Linked DNA regions of Mus musculus: region 1 is linked to region 2. A link is a loop called in an ENCODE intact Hi-C map of the cell type or tissue named here. Cell type or tissue: left cerebral cortex. All regions are shown on one strand. Each heading gives the region's core, and the rest is flanking DNA. Links, peaks and the distances in the headings are about the cores only.

Region 1 (5,387 bases), core at 106-5,105, 90 kb after region 2:
GTTGCTAGCTACCTACATTCCTTTTGTGCTTTTCAGCATCCTGAGAACAATGTTCCTGTCTGGCTAATGGAAAGAAGTCTCTCCAGGGTCCACTGATCCATCAAAATAAAAAGCGCAAGACTATCGTTGGGATACACTGGCTGTCACTTGCCAGAAAAAAAAAAAAAAAATCTTTCCTGCTAGTTCTGTTTTTGACTCGAGCTTATTATTAGGGTGTTTAAGTGCATGCATTGATGCTGACTCGAGGCCCGAAGGACTACAGATGTGTGCAGAAGTGCAAATGCACTTCTGTGGTATACAGACAAATGAGGAATTAACTCCCCCTTCCTCCCATTCTCAGAGCAGAGGAAGCTAGTGCGACCCTGAAAGGATGAGGGATGGTACCGGAAGACACTGCGGCCATGACAGCTGGAGCACCCCATAAAGCACGGGCCAACACAGAGAGGGGACAACCACTTATTAGACAAAGTATTCCAGGATGAAATATAACCTTTCTTTAATATTATCAATGTCATTTTGTTGAGAGGTGTATAGACTGCCTGCTAAAAATGCCTAAAAATGTTTATTTCCTCAAAATTGATAACATCAGTAGCTGCTTCTAACCTGCTGTAGCAATAGCTCAATCCTTCTTTCAACCCCTCGTGATAAGCAGTGTGTGTGCTTTGCTACTGTTTGTGCGAAAACGGACTGTCTTCAATCAGCCCAAGCGCGGACCAGGGATTTAGGCGTATGCTTGGAGGCTGGATGTGTGAAGCCTTCCCATGAGGAGAAATGAGCCTGAGCATGATGAGGTGACATGACTGGCACAAGTTCACAGCCACCCAAGGACAGAGATGCACTAAAGACTTTTCCTTCAGGCCCAGTGCCCCTTCCCACACTCCATGTGATTAACGTCCTCAAAGACAATAAGGAGAGACTGTAGGCTGAGGCTTGTCAGTCTGAGAAACATTTCCTGAGGGAAAAATATTCTCAGCATCCCTGGAAACTGGAAGAGTTTCTTAACAGCATGAATAATCAATGGAGTCCCCGCAGACTCTGAATACATTTAAAATTTGTAAAATGCAATTATTAAGTAAAGATAATAGCACACATAAAGGGCCTACTCTGTGTAGGTAAGCTTTCTACTCAGAACATAATTGTCCATCCAGTTGTCACAATATCCCAGGGGATAGGTATTATTATTAACCTCAGCTTACCTACTATAAAACAGAACCCGACAGAGACCACCTTCCCCAGAGTCACATAGCTTCCAGGTGGCGAATCTGCAGCTGTTTCAAGGGTCTGTGATCTTTACCACTCCGAGACATGTCCTCTTTTAAGAGCAAATCATATACTCTTCACAGTACAGCGAATCCGCCTTTTCATTACTATCCATACAGCAACAGAAATAATGACTGACCACATGGCAGAATCGAGATGGAATGCAGGCCAGTAAGAACACCTGGCAGGGACAGATGTCAGAGGGCCTCCCACTGGTCACATGGTGGGTCATTTCCTCAGATGTGGGCATCAGAATACCGTTAGCCTTCCTCACAGACCAAAGACTGAAGGAAACCAGTTGAAAGGCTCTTTATGATTTAATGACTGCAGATAAACAACCATAAAGTGATCGAGGAAGCAGTTAAACCTTTCTACTTCCATCATCAATAACTTGCAATTGTCTTGTAATAGAGACTTGAGATGTATGTTTAAAAATGCATGTTTTGAAAAGGTATACATAATTTTAATAGGAAAAAGTCTTTTATAAACAAGCTGTATTAACGATGTGAGTTCACCTAAGAACATCTTCATAGTTTTACTTGTAAGACTCTAGACTTAGCTTCAAAATGATTAACAAAGGTTTTAAAAGTAAACTGGCTTTTTGTAGTTGTAAGGGAAGAAAAGGAAGCCCACAGAGCTATCAGTCTTGGTGGTACGAATGCATAACTCGCTCACATGCCTTTTCTGACAGCAGGTTATCAAGTGCATTTGAATCAGCCCACTGCTACTGCCTCAGTTCTGAGTGGTGGCATCCAAGCCTAAATGCCAGACGGTGCCAGTTCTGGTGAACAGAAGTCAGTCTCTCTAGAAAACAATGGTCAGTTGGAGAAAACACTTTGTACCAGTACACAAGAACACAGTGACACCATCTCCTGATGACCCAGTGACAACAGGCACCAGAAGAAGAAAAACAAACAAACAAAAACAGATAGTGAAACAGAAGTTAAGATCCCTAACGCATGAAGGGAGGAAAACGAAAGGCTGTGAAGAGCTTACATAGAAAGGCTGGGATCCATTGTTTAAATGAGCTAGGATTAGGCTCTTGCTGTTCTGAGGTTCAAGAAACCACATGCTTAATTTTTTCCTTTGGATCTTCCTAATTAAGACACTGGAACTGGGAGAGAAGTTCAGTTTCTATTCTAGAACATTGTACAGAGGTGACATGCATTACTAAACTCCCCTCCTGGCATTTCTCCTTAATGATTTTTCTTTTTGCTCAGCAATTTCCCCTAACCAGCTAGCTGCTCTCCACTCTACCACAAAGACCAATCAATTCAGAGCAGATCTCCTTCCTTCAAACATCTCAAATTGGCGCATTTCCTTCAAACTATATCAAGCAAAAGATAGTTATATGTCATGTATTTAAGGCACATTCTAAAAAAGGCATTTTAAAAGAATGTTTGATGCTGTTCTCCTCTTGAAAGGAGAAGACAGAAGAAAAAAAAACCTAGAAAATGTTATTTTCTTTCACCACAAGGGAGGTGCAGTTGTTCATGGGAAAGGTAGAGGTGAGAGCCAAGGATGCCTTTTGAGAGGGACTAACAGACTACAGCCAACACTATTCTCAAACATTTAGAGGACTCTGCATACAAATCCAAGCACTTCTAATAGACTAAAATGAATCTGGGTTGCCATGCATATTATGCAAAATTAATGCACACTTGACCACAGAATACTCAACTTGAAAGAAATGTCAAGTTGCCACTCCTTTTCTGTCAGGAAGCCTGTGGGAAGTCACAGCTGGGGGTGGGGAGGGGGATGAAGACACTTTAATACAAAGGAATATAAGGGTAGCAGAGTATCCCAGCATACTGATGTTGATGGGCATGAAGAACGAGTCCTGAGAGACATGTACCTCCATGGTTGTTTGCCTTCTGAATATAAGGTTGCACAGCAATTCCAACTTACTGAGAAACTAATGGTTGGAAACATGAAAAATCATAAGACATCATTACAAGTTAAAGCTAAAAACCAATGATGGTTAATGTATAACTAAGAACAAACATTAAACATTTCTTGCCAAATCCCTTTAACTCCATTAATAGCAATTAAGGTTCATTGTCTAGAAATCAGGAAATAGTCAACAGAATTTGGACTGTAAATATGGCTATTGTGTCACAGCACCATGTCTTTGATTAATTCTAATAACAGTCCGTGTGATGTCTCCCTGCATTTCAGACACTAGCATCTCATAAGTGAGACTCATAAGCTGATTATGGTTTTAATATGATACTATCAGGATATTGAATAGCAGCTAATATGACTTGAAAACCAAGAGACTGATCATGAAGTGATGTCGTGTTATCTCATGATACCACTCCCATGAAAGAAACAAAAAATTCTAAATACAAATAGTCAATTAGTCTTATGTTTTATAATCTATCAGAAGATACCCAGGATTTTTATTATTGCTATTTCTCTTACCAAAAAACGCAGACTTCTTCAAATGTTTGAGAATAGTGTTGGCTGTAGTCTGTTGGTCCCTCTCAGAAGGCATTCATGGCTCTCACCTCTATCTTTCCCATGAACGACTGCACCTCCCTTGTGTTAGTTCATGAGAACAGAAGACGGTGGCCTGTGCCTTTGTCACATATGAAGGAAATGTGTGTCCTGTATCAGAGCATAGCACAAATATTTAAGGCAACTAACTAGGACTCTGGGAATGGAAAGACCTTTGCATGTATATGATCACACATAAAGAAATGAAGCTTAAGCTGTTTGTCTCTTAGTGTACACTTGGTTACAGGCAGATTGGTTCTGCTGATATTCTTTCATTGGGAGAATACACATCCACAGCTAGCAAACCCCTATCCCATGGATACCACTAATAGAAACACTGCTCCCAGAGACTAAGGTTGCAAAGAGAGCTCAGTTTATTCTACCTACTGTGTGGTAGCTGGAGCATAGTAGGCTTATTTAGCCATTACTAATTCAGAACCCATAGGTCACAGAGTCTCCATATTACTTAAAGGAGGTTAGAAGCACAGGAGATGAGAGGAACTCTCAGGTTAAAGGTTTAAGTGAGGATATAGGATTTAGGGAAAGGAGAGGGTAGAGTGTGGGTTAGCCTAAACTAAGGAGATATGAAGAAGCCCTATGGGAATCCACTATTCTTAAAGATAATTAAGAAATATAATGTGTATAAAAAATGAATTTGAAGAGAAGAACCCTGCATGAATGAACAATTCTGTTTCCCTAAAACATGAGTCACTAAAGAAAAGCTTTCGTGCGTGCACAGAGTTGGCTACCTCCCTAGGAATTATTGGTTAGGGAGGATTCAAATAACAAAGGATATTGACTCTGATCTTTGTTGCTGTAGTGATTTGAATGAGACTTGTCCACATAGGTCCACAGAGAGTGGCACTATCAGAAGGTGTGGCCTTGTTAGAGTAGGTATGGCATTGTTGGAGGAAGTATGTCACTGGGGGTAGGCTTTGAGGTCTCAGATAATCGAGGCAGTCCTCTCCCCCACCCCCACCCCGTGTGACAATCTGCATGTAAAACTCTCAGCTCCTTCTCCAGCACCATGTCAGCCTGCATGCCTCTGTATTTTTAACCTTGACAATAATGGACTAAACCTCTGGACTGTAATCCAGACCCACATAAATATTCTTTTCTTTATAACTGTTAAAATGGACATGTTATCTCTTCACAGCACTAGAACCTGTAAGACAATTGTCTACCATAACTAGATGGTAAGACTCAACATCTGAAGACACTGCTCACTTTAGATGTAGGGCATGGAGAATTCAAACTCCACTGACCAGGAAACTCCCTGGCCAGCTCCTAGTGCCATCTGTACTGCAGAAAAGACATCAGTGGCCTCACCAAGTGCTGGGCCCTGAATGTTATAATGTTGACCTGCCTGCAAAATATACTCACTGGTACAACAGTGGCGTGGTAGTTATGAGCTGGTTTCTGGTTGGGTAGAAGGGCTGCTCCACAGGAGAGATTTTATGTCTGGTTCTATAAGCCTGGTCAGAAGCCCGGGGCTGAGGAGTCACAAGCCCTAGAGACTGACCTACTGTTGCCATTTTGCTTAACGTTCATGCTGTCAAACTGCATTCTAAATATTTATGCTTATGCCCCCAGATTTGTGCTGCCTGCAACTTTGGTCAGAGAAGCTT
Region 2 (5,387 bases), core at 118-5,117:
GTGTGTTCTTTTGGGTCTGGGTTACCTCACTCAGGATGATATTTTCTAGTCCCATCCATTTGCTTGTGAATTTCATGATGTCTTCATTTTTAATAGTTGAGTAGTACTTTATTGAGTAAATGTACCACATTTTCTCTATCCACTCTTCTGTTGAGAGACATCTGAGTTATTTCCAGCTTCTGGCTATTATAATTAAGGCTTCTATGAACATAGTGGAGTAGGTGTCTTTGTTACATGTTGGAGAACCTTTGGGGTATATGCCGAGTATAGCTGGATTTTAGATAGAACTATTCCCAATTTTCTGAGGAACCGCCAGATTGTTTCCTAAAGTGGTTGTACAAGCTTGCAATCCCACCAACAATGGAGGAGTGTTCCTCTTTATCCACATCCTTGCCAGCATCTGCTGTCACCTGAGTTTTCTTTATCTCAGCCATTCTGACTGGTGTAAGGTGGAATATCAGGGTTGTTTTGATTTGCATTTCCCTGATAACTAAGAATGCTGAACATTTCTTTAGGTTTTTCTCAGCCATTCGGTATTCCTCAGTTGAGAATTCTTCATTTAACTCTGTTACCTATTTTAGTAGGGTTATTGAGTTCTCTGGGGTATACCTTCTTGAGTTCTTTGTATATAGTGTATATTAGCCCTCTAGTAGATAAAGCGTTGTTAAAGATCTTTTCCCAATGTATAGCTTGCTATTTTGTCTTATTGACAGTGTCCTTTGCCTTACAGAAGCTTTTCAATTTCATGAGGTCCCATTTGTCAATTATTGATATTATGCCTGAGTCATTTGTGTTCTGTTCAGGAAAATTTCCCCTGTATCAATGAGTTTGAGGCTCCTTCCCACTTTCTCTTCTATTAGATTCAGCATATCTGGTTTTATGTGGAGGTCCTTGATCCACTTGGACTTGAGCTTTGTACAAGGAGAAAGGATTTGCATTCTTCTACATGCTGAATGCTAGTTGAATCATTACCATTTGTTGAAAATGCTTTTTTTCCACTGGATGTTTTTGGCTTCTTTGTTAAAGATCAAGTGACCATTGGTTTACCTGTTTGTATCAATATCATGCAATTTTTAACACTGTTGCTCTGTAGTGCAGCTTGAGGTCAGGGATGGTGATTCCTTCTGAAGTTCTTTTATTTTTGAGAATGGTTTTAGTTATCCTGGGTTTGTTTGTTTGCTTGTTTGTTTTTGTTATTCCAGATGAATTTGAGAATTGCTCTTTCTGTATCTGTGAGGCATTAAGTTGGAATTTTGATGGGGATTGCATTGAATCTGTAGATTGCTTTTGGTCAGATGACCAGTTTTACTATGTTAATCCTACCAATCCATGGGCATGGGAGATCTCCTCATTTTCTGAGGTCTTCTTTCATTTCTTTCTTAAGAGACTTGAAGTTCTTGTCATACAGCTCTTTCACTTGCCTGGTTAGTGTCACTCCAAGATATTTGATATTTATTTATGACTATTGTGAAGGGTCTGACTACTTTCGAGTCGGATCTTTCTAAGTATCTTTCATCACAGGCCATCAAACTGCTTATTGATGTCCCTGATTGAGCAGAGCAGTGTTCCTACCCATGTCAGGGGTTATAAATGTTTTGACAGGGAGAAAACAGTGCATATTTCTAAGTAGTTTCCAAAAGGAGCTATTATTGTGATAATTACTTGAGACAGGCCATAAAAAGTAGACTCTGGTCTTTACCCTAAAGCGCTCAGCTAGGACCTTAGGGTTTGATTAATGGACGTTTGCATGGTGTTCATAATTCGTTGAAGCAGTAGGTAATTTTAAAGGAATATGTGATAATAATCCAGTGTCTCCATCATTTGAGGACTGCTTTGTTTTTATTTTGTGGGAGAGAGTGATGAGGTAGAACATTGTGCTAAGAACTGACATTTTTGCATCTTTTATGAAGCATATATCATAAAATGATTCATGGTTTGTACTTGGTAAGCTGATGTCCAAATAATACAAACTGCTAACTACATTTAAAGGTGAGTCGCATATGTGCTTCTCCTCGTGCTGCTGAGAAAGCTCAGCTCTCTGTTAAAGGGCAGAAAAATGTGCTATTTGTACCCAGTAACCTCCCTTTTCCCAGTGGAAACATGTTCTTCCCCAACCCTGTGGCCAAGAAGGAAATATCAATTACAGAATGGTTTCTAGTCTCTTCCCAGAGAGTGAGCAAATACCCTAGCTAGGCAATCATCATCCTGTGCATTGACATCGTCTGAAAGGTCAGACAAGACCTAATCCTCAAATAGAGTAGAGCCCTATAACATTCTTAACATATTGATCGAACTGACTACTTTTCTTCTCTGTAGGAGAAGGATTTTGTCCTGAGGACCTTGAAGCCCGGGCTGTTTCACATCCATTTTACTTGCCATTCATCATGAAGCAACAAGTCTGAGGCACTGTCCAACCCCCTGGCTCTAGGCATAAGCTGGAAGCTTTCTGGGTGTGATACCCTCCTTCTGACCGTGGTTGTCCCTAGTATTGGTACAATGTGTAGGACTTTACTTGATGGCCTTTACTTGGTAACCCAAAATGAAAGGAACCATCTCTTATTCTAGATAATATAGTGTTTTGCTGTGACACTTTGAACTGATTTAGTCAGTTGGCACTTCAGGCAGTATAAAAGTGAGATTAACATATAAGGGGCAAAGCCCAAAGCAACCAAACAAAGCAGTAAGTATGTAAGCAAGCAAGTGAGTAAGTAAATAGATAAATATTTTAAAACATTGAAACTACAGGTGTATCTAATTTAACTGTATTTCCTATTACTCACAGCTCCAAGCACAAAACTAAGTAAGGAATTTGATCCTAAGAATTACTGGAAGAGAGGCTTGGTTGAGAGAAATGCCAGCAGAGGGCAGTGTAGAGGCAGGCATTCTCGCACTGCCTCGTGAGACTCCTGTCAGCTGCATTGTGATTTTCCCCACAGTAGAGAAATGCTTTCCTAAACCCAAATCTCTGCTAACAATAGATAGCAGGAAGTACTAGTAGCTCAGGGCAGAAAAAAATAGAAAGGTCTGGGTTACTCCTTAACACTGGTTTGATCCCAGAAGACCAAAGTTCACAAACCTCAGAGTGTTCAGTATCCTTGCTCCCGTTGTTGGGCAGAGAGGAAGAGTAGGGGAAGGACATGAAGCACACATCTCTGAGGTCGATGAAGTCAATAACTTGAGACTACAGTGTACCCATGGATTCTGTTGATCTCTTCAGATGACATTTAAGTCATCTTAGTCAATGAAGTCAGGCACCAAATTATGCTGTCATGATCAAGGGAGCATCTCCTTTGAAAATACTGTCCAAATTACTATTATTAATATGTAACTGTTTCAAATCGTCTCATTCTTGAGCTTTATTCTATGGGCTTTATCAAATAGCTAATGCGTCTTAGCATTCATATTTCTCATAGTTTATTACGATAACTGAATATTACCACGTCAAAATCATCAAGAGTTTGGCAGGATTGTTTTAAGAATAGACTTTTAGAACAAGCACCAGGAAAGAACATTATATAAAACCCAATTCAGATGTATTCCTTATCCATTCCTATGGAGTAGTAGCTGAACAAGAGGTGGCAGGAAACACAGACTTGTGCTTTACTGAATGGCTCACAGTCTAGGAGCAAAGCAGGAAATGAAACCCTAAACACCCCTTTCCCAGAAAAAAATACATTTTCAGTGGTGTCATAATAAACTCTAAGACAGTGTTTCTCAACCTGTGGGTTATGACCCCTTTAGGGCCTGAATGTCTCTTTTACTGGGGTCACCTAACATCATCAGAAAGCACATATATCTATAATATGGTTCCTAACAGTAGCAAAATTACAGTTAAGAAGTTACAATGAAAATAATTTTATGGTTGAGTGTTGAATACAGCTTTTGCTACCCCACCTAAGCTCCGGGAACAGGCCACACTACCAGCCCCCACCCAACTTCCCATGAATCCATGGATAAAAGGCACAGACACACAGTTGTTCCATTGCAATTTTCCCTTTTGGCACAGTTGTTGGGCACTACTTATCTCCTGCCCGAAAAACCGTGTCCATATCAACACTCTTAGCTCTGTACCTCTCTGCCTGCCCTCAACTTTAGTTGCTCAGCTACATCTAGTCTCAGCTAAATATCCTCAAGTGCCTGTCTGCAGGAGTGGCCACAGGCCACAGTTCCACCCGAAATCTCACAGGGCTGCTTGGTTTTTCTCTCTCCTCTCCTTCCTTGTGTCTCTCTGCTTGCCTCCAGGGACCTGGAAGTCCTGCCTATCTGCCTTTCCCTTCTGCCCAGCAATTGGCCCATGGCTTCTTTACTGACACATCAAGAACCAATTAAGGAACAGCAACTTAGCATTAGACCCACCCTTACAGTTAGGGGTCACCACAACATGAGGAACTGTGTTAAAGGGTTTCAAAAGGTTGAAAACCTCTGTCCTAAGACAACTAACATAGAACAAAGTTCCGTGCTAACTGAGGCCTCTACAGACAGGTTGAGTTGGGCTTTCTAAGTATCTGCACTTTCTTTACCTTTTAACCACCCAGGTCATGGCAACACTGAACCAGTTTCTAAGGATATCTCTATCAAAATTTAATGTTTCTGTGCCAGTCAAATACAAACATGGTTTTATTGATATTTTACAAACATGGTTTTATTGATATTTTCTCTTTCACTGAAAAGAAAAACAGAGAAGAATTGTATTGGAAGGGAATGAAAGGCTCTAAGAATCACATAAAGGTTCAAACAACATGGAGTCAGCCAAATATGGCTCTCAAGGATTCCTGGGGAACCATGAGTTAGAAAATATGCCTATGATATAATCCATTGTATAACGATTTTTGGCAAATTGCCACTTTCGTGTAATTTCATATAAATATGTTCTTGAGACCAAGCAGGTGCTTATCCTCGTGCACATTTGCCTGTGGTCCTTTCCTTTCCTTTATCTCCCTCCATTCTCTCTGGCTTCCAGGCTTGGGTCTTATAGTAGGATGATGTAAGAGATTTTTCCAAGCAGAAGATAGCTCTCTGGTGATGCAGAGAAATAATTGCTAAATGTGCTTGGAGCTAGACTGCCTAGCTTGACTCCATCTCTATCACTATTTATGAAACACTGGGGAAGTTATTCTTTTTATACTCCCACTTTTCTATGTAACATGGAGCAGATGTCTCTAGCCCACAACACCATGAATATCCAACAGGCTACCCATGTTGAAACAACAGCTGACACATAAAACATAGTCGGCACTTATTACATATGACTTCTAGATGATGTCATTTTGCTAGCTGTCTGATATTACCAAGTTCAATTACAGGTGTTCAGACTTGTTATTTTTAAGACTTTGATGATCATATTCCCCAAGTTAGTTGACTTGTTCTGCTGACCTGAGACTTTATCG

What was found. Peaks named below come from ENCODE experiments on the same cell type or tissue, not always from the same donor. Only the 100,000 strongest peaks of a DNase experiment are listed, where the experiment ranks them.
Region 1: it touches region 2 in a loop (3-fold over the local background); 9 of 42 quality-filtered maps call a loop at or near these places.

Annotation. Positions count from the first base shown.
Region 1 is chr1:55,745,377-55,750,763 of GRCm38, reverse strand. The region is part of intron 5 of Plcl1 (phospholipase C-like 1); the gene reads right to left. Among named protein-coding and RNA genes, the nearest start is that of Gm32949, 140 kb to the left of the region's middle. In left cerebral cortex, for the core only: no CTCF peak of the experiment used is centred there; a DNase peak (open chromatin) is centred at 2,056; H3K27ac peaks cover 2,099 bases.
Region 2 is chr1:55,835,862-55,841,248 of GRCm38, reverse strand. No RefSeq gene overlaps it. Among named protein-coding and RNA genes, the nearest start is that of Gm32949, 50 kb to the left of the region's middle. In left cerebral cortex, for the core only: a CTCF peak has its summit at 2,860 (motif pointing right); DNase peaks (open chromatin) are centred at 2,872 and 5,096.